Regions from separate parts of the Homo sapiens genome. Here region 1 is linked to region 2. A link is a loop called in an ENCODE intact Hi-C map of the cell type or tissue named here. Cell type or tissue: Caco-2. All regions are shown on one strand. Each heading gives the region's core, and the rest is flanking DNA. Links, peaks and the distances in the headings are about the cores only. Region 1 has its middle 5.7 kb from the start of DPPA3. Region 2 has its middle 18 kb from the start of NANOG.

The links. Peaks named below come from ENCODE experiments on the same cell type or tissue, not always from the same donor. Only the 100,000 strongest peaks of a DNase experiment are listed, where the experiment ranks them.
Region 1: a loop joins it to region 2, with 4 times the contacts of the local background. A loop is called at or near these places in 10 of 110 quality-filtered maps.

The regions. Positions count from the first base shown.
Region 1 is chr12:7,703,515-7,707,906 of GRCh38, forward strand. No RefSeq gene overlaps it. Among named protein-coding and RNA genes, the nearest start is that of DPPA3, 5.7 kb to the right of the region's middle. RefSeq lists enhancers at 797-1,470, 4,197-4,392. In Caco-2, for the core only: no CTCF peak of the experiment used is centred there; DNase peaks (open chromatin) are centred at 2,057 and 2,517; H3K4me3 peaks cover 1,003 bases.
Region 2 is chr12:7,805,292-7,809,683 of GRCh38, forward strand. No RefSeq gene overlaps it. Among named protein-coding and RNA genes, the nearest start is that of NANOG, 18 kb to the left of the region's middle. RefSeq lists enhancers at 1-23, 24-543, 2,510-3,009 and a silencer at 1,682-1,841. In Caco-2, for the core only: a CTCF peak has its summit at 1,753 (motif pointing left); a DNase peak (open chromatin) is centred at 1,770.

The sequences.
Region 1 (4,392 bases), core at 191-4,190, 100 kb before region 2:
TCACCATGTTGGTCAGGCTAGTCTCGAACTCCTGACCTTGTGATCCACCTGCCTTGGCCTCCCAAAGTGCTAGGATTACAGGCATGAGCCACCACACCCAGCCATACTGTACACTTTGAAAGTGTAGCAGGACGAGTCTCAGACAAAACTCCTCAGACACCAGATTAAAGAAGGAAGAGGTTGTTTTATTCGGCCGGGAGCATCGGCAGACTCGTGTCTTAAGAGCTGAGCTCCCCGAAAAAGAAATTCCTAGCCCTTTTAAGGGCTTACAACTCTAAGGGGTCTACGTGAAAAAGTTATAATAGATCAAGTAAGCATGAGAAACGTGACTGGGGGCTACATACATCAGCTTACAGAACAAAAAGTTTTACAGTGCTTTCTCATACAATGTCTGGAATTTACAGATAACACCAGTAGTTTTGGTCAGGGGTTAATAATATTATTATTATTTTAGCCACCAGGGCCAGGTGGTGGCGCCAAGGTCGTCTAGCTATTTATCTTACTTCTGTTTCTTTCCAACTTTTTGCTTTCTCCCTTTTCTCCTGTCTTATAAACTAGGGAAAAGGGGAGGTTGGGGAGAAACTGAGAAGGCCAACAGGAGAAGTGGTGGCCTCATACCATAAAAGGAGTCACCATGTGCAGTTCACACCTAAGAAGTGGGTAGTTGGGTGTGCCCCCCCACCCCTGTCTTGAGCATACATTGTTTGGAATTCTTCTGCAATTCTAAAGAGAGTTGGAACTCTTGTCCAAAACTTAAAAAAATTAGCCGACTGTTGGGGTTCATGCCCGTAATCCCAGCTATTCAGGAGTCTGAGGTGGGAGGATAGCATGAGCCCAAGAGTTCAAGGCTGCAGTGAGGTATGATGACGCCACAGCACTCCAGCCTAGGAGGCAGAGCGAGACTCTTTGTCAAACAAACAAACAAAAAATAGCCCAGAGAGAGAGTTGTCTCTTCCTGTCCAATTATTAATTTGTCCTATCATTTATTTATATCAGAGTGACCTCATGAATATTTATTTTAAACTTTGGGTGATAATCCAATACTACTTATTTATTTTGTGGCTCAAGCTGTTCCAGGTCTTTTAGTTGGCTCCTGTGCTCCTACCAACAGGTGTGTTGTTTTTGGTTCTTTTTTCTTTTGAGACAGTCTTGCTCAGTCACCCAAGCTGGAGTGCAGTGGTATGAACAAAGCTCCCTACAGCCTTGATTTCCTGGGCTAGAGTGATCCTTCTGCCTCAGCCTTCTGACTAGCTGGGACTACGGGCGTGTGCCACCACTCCCAGCTGATTTTTGTGTTATTAGTAGAGACGGGGTTTCACCATATTGGCCAGGCTGGTCTCGAACTCCTGACCTTGTGATCTGCCCGTCTCAGCCTCCCAAAGTGCTGGGATTACAGGCATGAGCCACTGCTCCCGGCCATGTTGTTTTATCTAATTCAAGGAGAGACAAGAGCCCTGGTGTTCCTTCATTCACCTGAACAGTATCAAAGTGATCCACCTGCCTTGGCCTCCCAAGGTGCTGGGATTACAGGTGTGAGCCATCACGCCTGGTCTGACAATGCTCTTATCTTACATATTTTCTTCCCAGTCCTAGAATTAGCCATTTCTCCAAGGAGCTCTCGTTCTTTTTATTGGAGAATGTTACTAGAAAGTAAGATCTCGCCGGGTGCGGTGGCTCACGCCTGTAATCCCAACGTTTTGGAAGGCCGAGGCGGTGGATCACCGGAGGTCAGGATTTCGAGGCCAGCCTGGCCCACATGGCGAAACCCCGTCTCTACTAAAAACACAAAAATTAGCCGGGCGTGGTGACACGTGCCTGTAATCCCAGCTACTTGGGAGTCTGAGGCACAAGAATCGCTTGAATCCGGGAGGCAGAGGTTGCAGTGAGCCAAGATAGCGCCACTGGACTCCAGCCTGGGCGACAGAGCGAGACTCTGTCTCAAAAAAGAAAAAGAAACAATGAAACACAAAGTTATTCTTAGGCAACACCCCACCAGCATTACTCCCTGTACATTCTGTGGAGCTCTATAAATACACAAAACAAGTCTTTCCTGAAATCTCATCCTTAAGCAAATCTGGGAATGCTAACAGTATTTACTACCCTCTTCTGAGAGGCCCGAGTGACCTTTAGTCAGGGTTCCAGATAGCCTCACTCAAACAGCGCATTTTGGGAAATCTACCACCCATCTTCCCCTCTTTCTATCAGAGCCACCATTTCTTCCAGCAAACTCTTTAGAGGGCTGTCATCGTATTGTCATCATTAAGTATTTTCCACTAAGCTATTAAATAATTGGCCCTGGGAGTATTAATTTCTCACTGTGGAATTCCAAAAACTAAGGAGGATTCCTGGAGAGGAAGGCAACTGAGGGCTGCGGGAGGTGAGGAGGAGGCGTGGACGCCAGGAGTTGTTTTGCTCACACGCCCCGCGGCGTCCCGCCTAGGTGAGCTCCGGACCCTCCCGCCCCACCCCAGCGGGGCTGCTCGACTCCGTCGTGCCCCCTTGGGCTTCCACTGCAGGAATGCAAGGCGGGTAACCTTCAAAGCCAGGTGGAAACGTCCGGTTTGAACCGCACATATGCTAGGGTGGAGAGTGAGAACGAATGCAAAGAGAGGCTAGCGTTGGGGTGGGGCTGCCGGGGCAAAGGGACAGGCCCGGGGGAGGCCCGGGCCGCCACGGTTAGAAAGCATGGAAAGAGCTTAAGTAAAATAGCTGCGTGTCGGCAGGGCGCGGTGGCTCACGCCTGTAATCTCAGCACTTTGGGAGGCCGAGGCGGGCGGATGACCTGAGGTCGGGAGTTCCAGACCAGCCTGACCAACATGGAGCAATCCCTGTCTCTACTAAAAATACAAAATGAGCCGGGCGTGGTGGCGCGTGCCTGTAATCCCAGCTACTGAGAAGGCTGAGGCAGGAGAGTTGCTTGAACCCGGGAGACGGAGGTTGAAGTGAGCCGAGATGGCGCCACTGCACTCCAGCCTGGGCAACAAGATCGAAACTTCATCTCAAAAAACAAAAAAAAAAAAAAGAAAAAAAAAGAAAGAAAAGAAAAATAGCGGGCCGGGCACGGTGGCTCACGCTTATAATCCCAGCACTTTGGGAGGCCGAGGCGGGAGGATTACCTGAGGTCGGGAGTTTGAGACCAGCCTGACCAACATGGAGAAACCCCGTCTCAACTAAAAATACAAAATTATCCGGGTGTGGTGGCGCATGCCTGTAATCCCAGCTACTCAGGAGGCTGAGGCAGGAGAATCGCTTCAACCTGGGAGGCGGAGGTTGCGGTGAGCCGAGATCGTGTCATTGCACTCCAGCCTGGGCAACAATAGCGAAACTCCGTCTCAAAAAAAAAAAAAAAGAAAGAAAAATAGCTGCATGTTGGTAGGGTTTTCCAAAATAGCAGCCCTCATCTTCCCCTTACCAGGCTTTCCCTCTCTGGAATACCATACACACACATACACGCACACACACACATATACATGTGTGTATGTATATATATATGAATTTGTTTCAAAATGGGAGGTCAAAAAAATATATATTTTTGTGACAGGGTCTCTGTGGCCCAGGCTGGAGTGCAATGGTGCAATCATAGCTCACTGCAGCCTTCAACTCCTGGGCTCAAGCCATCCTCCTGCCTCAGTGACCCGTATTGGGTACCCATATCGGGGACCACAGGCCTGTGCCATCAGCCCCAGCTAATTTTTACATTTTTTGGGGGAGACCTTGCCTCGCTTTGTTGTTCAGGCTGGCCTCAAACTCCTGGGCTCGAGAGATCCTCCCACTTCAGCCTCCCAAAGTGCTGGGATTACAGGCCTGAGCCGCCATGGTCGGTCCACTTAAAATACGTTTAAATAAATTTGTTATGCTTACCTCTTGTTAATCTGTCTTCTGTTATAGAAGTGTCAGGTATGAGGCTGGGCACGGTGGCTCACGCCTGTTATCCCAGCACGTTGGGAGGCTGAGGCGGGTGGATCACCTGAGGTCAGGAGTTCGAGACCAGCCTGGCTAACATGGTGAAACCCTGTCTCTACTAAAAAAAATTAGCTGGACATGGTGGCTCATGTCTGTAATCCTAGCTACTCGGGAGGCTGAGGCAAGAGACTCGCTTGAACCTGGGAGGCGGAATTTCTGCTCCCACTTCAGCCTTCAGAGTAGCTGGGACTGTAGGCACGAGCCACCATGCCCAGCTAATGTTTGTATTTTTTGTAGAGACAGGGGTCTCACTATGCTGCCAAGGCTGGTCTTGAACTCCCGGGCTCAAGTGATCTTCCGGCCTCCGCCTCCCAAAGTGCTGGAATTATAGGATTGAACCACCAGGCCCAGCCCTGTTTCCTCTATACACATAACAGATTTTCATAACTGAACTTACGAACTTTTTAAAATTATAACTCTTTACCATGT
Region 2 (4,392 bases), core at 157-4,156:
GCTCACACCTGTAGTCCCAGCATTTTGGGAGGCCTAGGCGGGTGGATCACTTGAGGCCAGAAGTTCAAGACCAGCCTGGCCAACATGGCAAAATCCAATCTCTACAAAAAAATACAAACATTAGCCGGGCGTGGTGGTGCATGCCTGTGGTCTCAGCTATTCGGGAAGCTGAGTCAGAAGAATCACTTGATTGAACCCAGGAGGCAGAGGCTGCAATCAGCCTAGATCATGCCACTGCATTCCAGCCAGGGAGATAGGTGTGAAACTCTGTTTCAAAAAAAAGAAAAAAGAAAAGAAAATACACACATTAAAATCTCAGCTCCACCATTATGACCTTGGGCAAATTATTTTGCAGGCTTTTAGGTCTTCCCTTTTGTGTAAATAGAAATAATACTTGAAGTGATTTCTGTCATCTAATATGTATTTTGTCTAGCTCATAGAACATATACAATTAATGTCAGTTACCTGCATGGCAATGTAAAATGTGATCATCCTTTGATACACCCCCTAGGACTGTATGCCAAGGCATTAATCAAACAACCACATAAAGATACTCATTACAGCACTGTTGGTAATAGCTAAACAATTTTTTATTTTTATTTTTATTTATTTATTATTTTTGAGGCGAAGTCTCAATCTGTCACCAGGCTGGAGTGCAGTGGCACGATCTCGGCTCACTGCAACCTCCACCTCCCGGGCTCAAGCAATTCTGCCTCAGCTTCGTGAGTAGCTGGGACTACAGTTGCGCACCACCAAAGCCAGCTAATTTTTGTATTTTTAGTAGAGACGGGGTTTCACTGTGTTGGCCAGGATGGTCTCGATCTCTTGACCTGGTGATTTGCCCACCTCGGCCTCCCAAAGTGCTGGAATTATAGGTGTGAGCCACTGCGCCCGGCCAAAAATATTTTTTTAAATCTAAATGTATATCAATAGGACTTTCCTTAAATGTGTTATGATATATTGGAGTACTTATGTAGCCATAAAAAACAAAAAAGATGGCCAAGTGCAGTGGTTCATGCCTGTCATCCCAGCACTTTGGGAGTCTGAGTCTGGTGGATCACAAAGTCAGGAGTTTGAGACCAGCCTGACCAACATGGCAAAACCCCGTCTCTACTAAAAATACAAAAATAAGCTCGGCATGCTGGCCGAGTGCCTGTATCTCAGCTACTTGGCAGGCTGAGGCAGGAAAATTGCTTGAACCCGGGAGACGGAGGTTGCAGTGAGCTGAGATTGAGCCACTGCACTCCAGTCTGGGCAACAGAGTGAGACCCTGTCTCAAAACAAAACAAAACAAAAACAAAAAGGATGAAGCAGATTTAAATGTATGGGAAAATTCCATTATTAAGGTAAAAGAGCAGATTCGTTTATAGGTTGTGATCCCATTCATGTCATATATGGAGATAAATTAAGTGTGGAAAGATAGATACAGATATAGAAATAAAAGTAATAGTTATCTCTAGGAAATAAAATTAGGAGGCATTTTTTGCTTTTCCTCTATTTTTAGAACATATCTGACAAAAATAATAGATAAATCTATTTGGAAAGCATAAGAGTAGCCTCTATGGAACTAAATAATTGCTAGTAAAAGTAACATTTCCGTGAACATTTTTGAAATATGAAAATAACTCAAGTACTTGTACTGATACCTTTAGGACATGCTAGAATACTGGAACTCTTGCTTTTGAAACACAGATTAGACTGTCCCTCTTTGGGCAAAGCCATTAAGTCAATGTTAAGCTCACTGAGAGAGTCACACCCCCCTCTAGTGGTCTACCGTGGCACTGGGCTCACCAATCTCCCAACTGTTTTACAATGATAGGGAACTTTCCTTAACCATCACATGTTCAGGGACAAGGGAATGGATGCCCAGACATATTCTTCAATTACATGTGGTTCAAGATAGAAATCAATTGAGAATGATGGATCAGATATACTCAGATGTACTTGATGAAGTAGAAGTTCCTCTAAATGGAATAAACTGGAGGCCCTAGGGAAAAAAAAATGGATTGAAAACCTTAGCAGAATAAGTGACACTGCTTTTACAAGTGATTCATAGTGGTTATAAACTAAGCCAGCAGGCAGACATGGAAATGTTCTTGGAAGAGTGTGTTTAGATATTGTAATGAAGATACAAATTTGCTGAGGACATTGGAAAAAAGAAATCTGTTGCTGTGGAGTTTAACTAAAAGTGTATCAGTCTCTTTCATCTTTTTTTTTTTTTTTTTGAGACAGAGTCTTGCTCAGTCGCTGAGGCTGGAGTGCAATGGTGTGATCTTGGCTCACTGCAACCTCCGTCTCCCGGGTTCAAGCGATTCTCCTGCCTCAGCCTCCTGAGTAGCTGGGAAGTAGCTGGGATTATAGGCGCCGCCACCATGCCCAGCTAATTTTTAATTTTTGTATTTTTTAGTAGAGACGGGGTTTCACCATGTTGGCCAGGATGGTCTCAATCTCCTGACCTCGTGATCCGCCCACCTCGCCCTCCCAGAGTGCTGGGATTACAGGCGTGAGCCACTGTGCCCGGCCTCTCTTTCTCTTTTGTCACCTATTTAGCTTTAGAAAATTGGGTAGCAAGCCCGCAGGTGTGTATGAACAGGGCCACGGTTGAACAAAGACTAACAGAAGGCAAGCTGAACAGAGTGTCGGAGTCATAGGATTGGCTTCAGCTTCCCTCACAGTTTATAAGAGATCCTTGTGGAGATTCATGGTCAAGATCATGCGTTAGCTGAGGAAAATTCAGAGTTTATTAGAATCAGAACATCTAGCACAGCTACAGTATGGGACAGGTGCGGGACATCCAGCAACATGGCACCAGGGAGGTAGGCTCCTGGGATCTACTGCCAGTCTTTAGGAGTAGTTCACAGCCCAACACTTGTGGGGGATGACGTGAGCTAGTCATTTTGGATTGAAAGCTTGATGTTGCAAATATTATGTTGTAGAAACTCTGGATTCTCTTGTGTTCTTCTGGGCATTTTGTATTTTTGTTCTAGTAGGCAAAAACGTTATCTTCCCAGCAACGAGCAACAGCTGATCTCTCTATCCTGCTCTAGGGTCTTCATCTGCTGCTTTTTGGCCTGGAGACACCTGTGCTTGCAAAATTCGCTGGTCAGTCAGGAATTTGGGCAGAAAATATGATCAGACTTTTAGGAATGACTTTCTCTATGGTTTTTTTTCCCCCCTTTTTAGTTGTTTTTGGTAGGATTCACTCCTATTTTTTTTTTTTTTTTTTTGAGACGGAGTCTCGCTCTGTCGCCTAGGCTGGAGTGCAGTGCCATGATCTCGGCTCACTGGAAGCTCTGCCTCCTGGGTTCATGCCATTCTCCTGCCTCAGCCTCCCAAGTAGCTGGGACTACAGGCGTCCGCCACCACACCCGGCTAAAATTTTTTTGTATTTTTTAGTAGAGATGGGGTTTCACCGTGCTAGCCAGGATGGTCTTGATCTCTTGACCTCACCATCCACCTGCCTCGGCCTCCCAAAGTGCTGGGATTACAGGTGTGAGCCACCGTGCCCAGCCAATTCACTCCTAATTTCAAACTGCTCTGTTGGTTTTGGGCACTTCCAGCCATAAAATTTCAGCTTTCTGCACACGGCCCTGGGTTCATTCCCCAGCACCATCACCAAAAAAAAAAAAAAAAAAAAAAAAATAGATTTCAGTTTTCTGTCACCTGAGCTGTGGAGGAATGAGGAATACATTCATTTTTTTTAATCTTTTTTTTTTTTTTTTTTTTGAGACAGAGTCTTGATCTGTCGCCCAGGCTGGAGTGCAGTGGCGTGATCTTGGCTCACTGCAAGCTCTGTCTCCTGGGTTCCTGCCATTCTCCTGCCACAGCCTCCCAAGTAGCTGGGACTACAGGCACCCGCCATCACGCCCGGCTAATTTTTTTTGTATTTTTAGTAGAGACGGGGTCTCACCGTGTTAGTCAGGATGGTCTTGATCTCCTGACCTTGTGTTCTGCCCGCCTCGGCCTCCCAAAGTGCTGGGATTACAGGCGTGAGCCACCGCGCCTGGTCAATCATTTTATTTTTAACATTACTTATTTTTATTTTTTACTTTTTTTCAGTTTACATTTACATGAGCATTTATTTTTTATTTTTTATTTTTTATTTTTTTTTGAGACAGTGTCTGGCTGTGTCACCCAGGCTGGAGTGCAGTGGATCGATCATAGCTCACCTCAGCCTCGAACTCCTGAGCTCAAGTGATCCCCCTGCCTCAGCCTCTCCAGTGGCTAGAATTTCAGATATGCACCACCACACCTGGCTAATTGTTTTTATGAAATAAAATTTTTTTAAATTTATTTTTGTAGAGACTGGGGTCTTGTTACATTGTCCAGGCTGTCCTTGAACACCTGGCCTCAAGCTATTGTTCTGCCCTGGCCTTCCAAAGAGCTGGGATT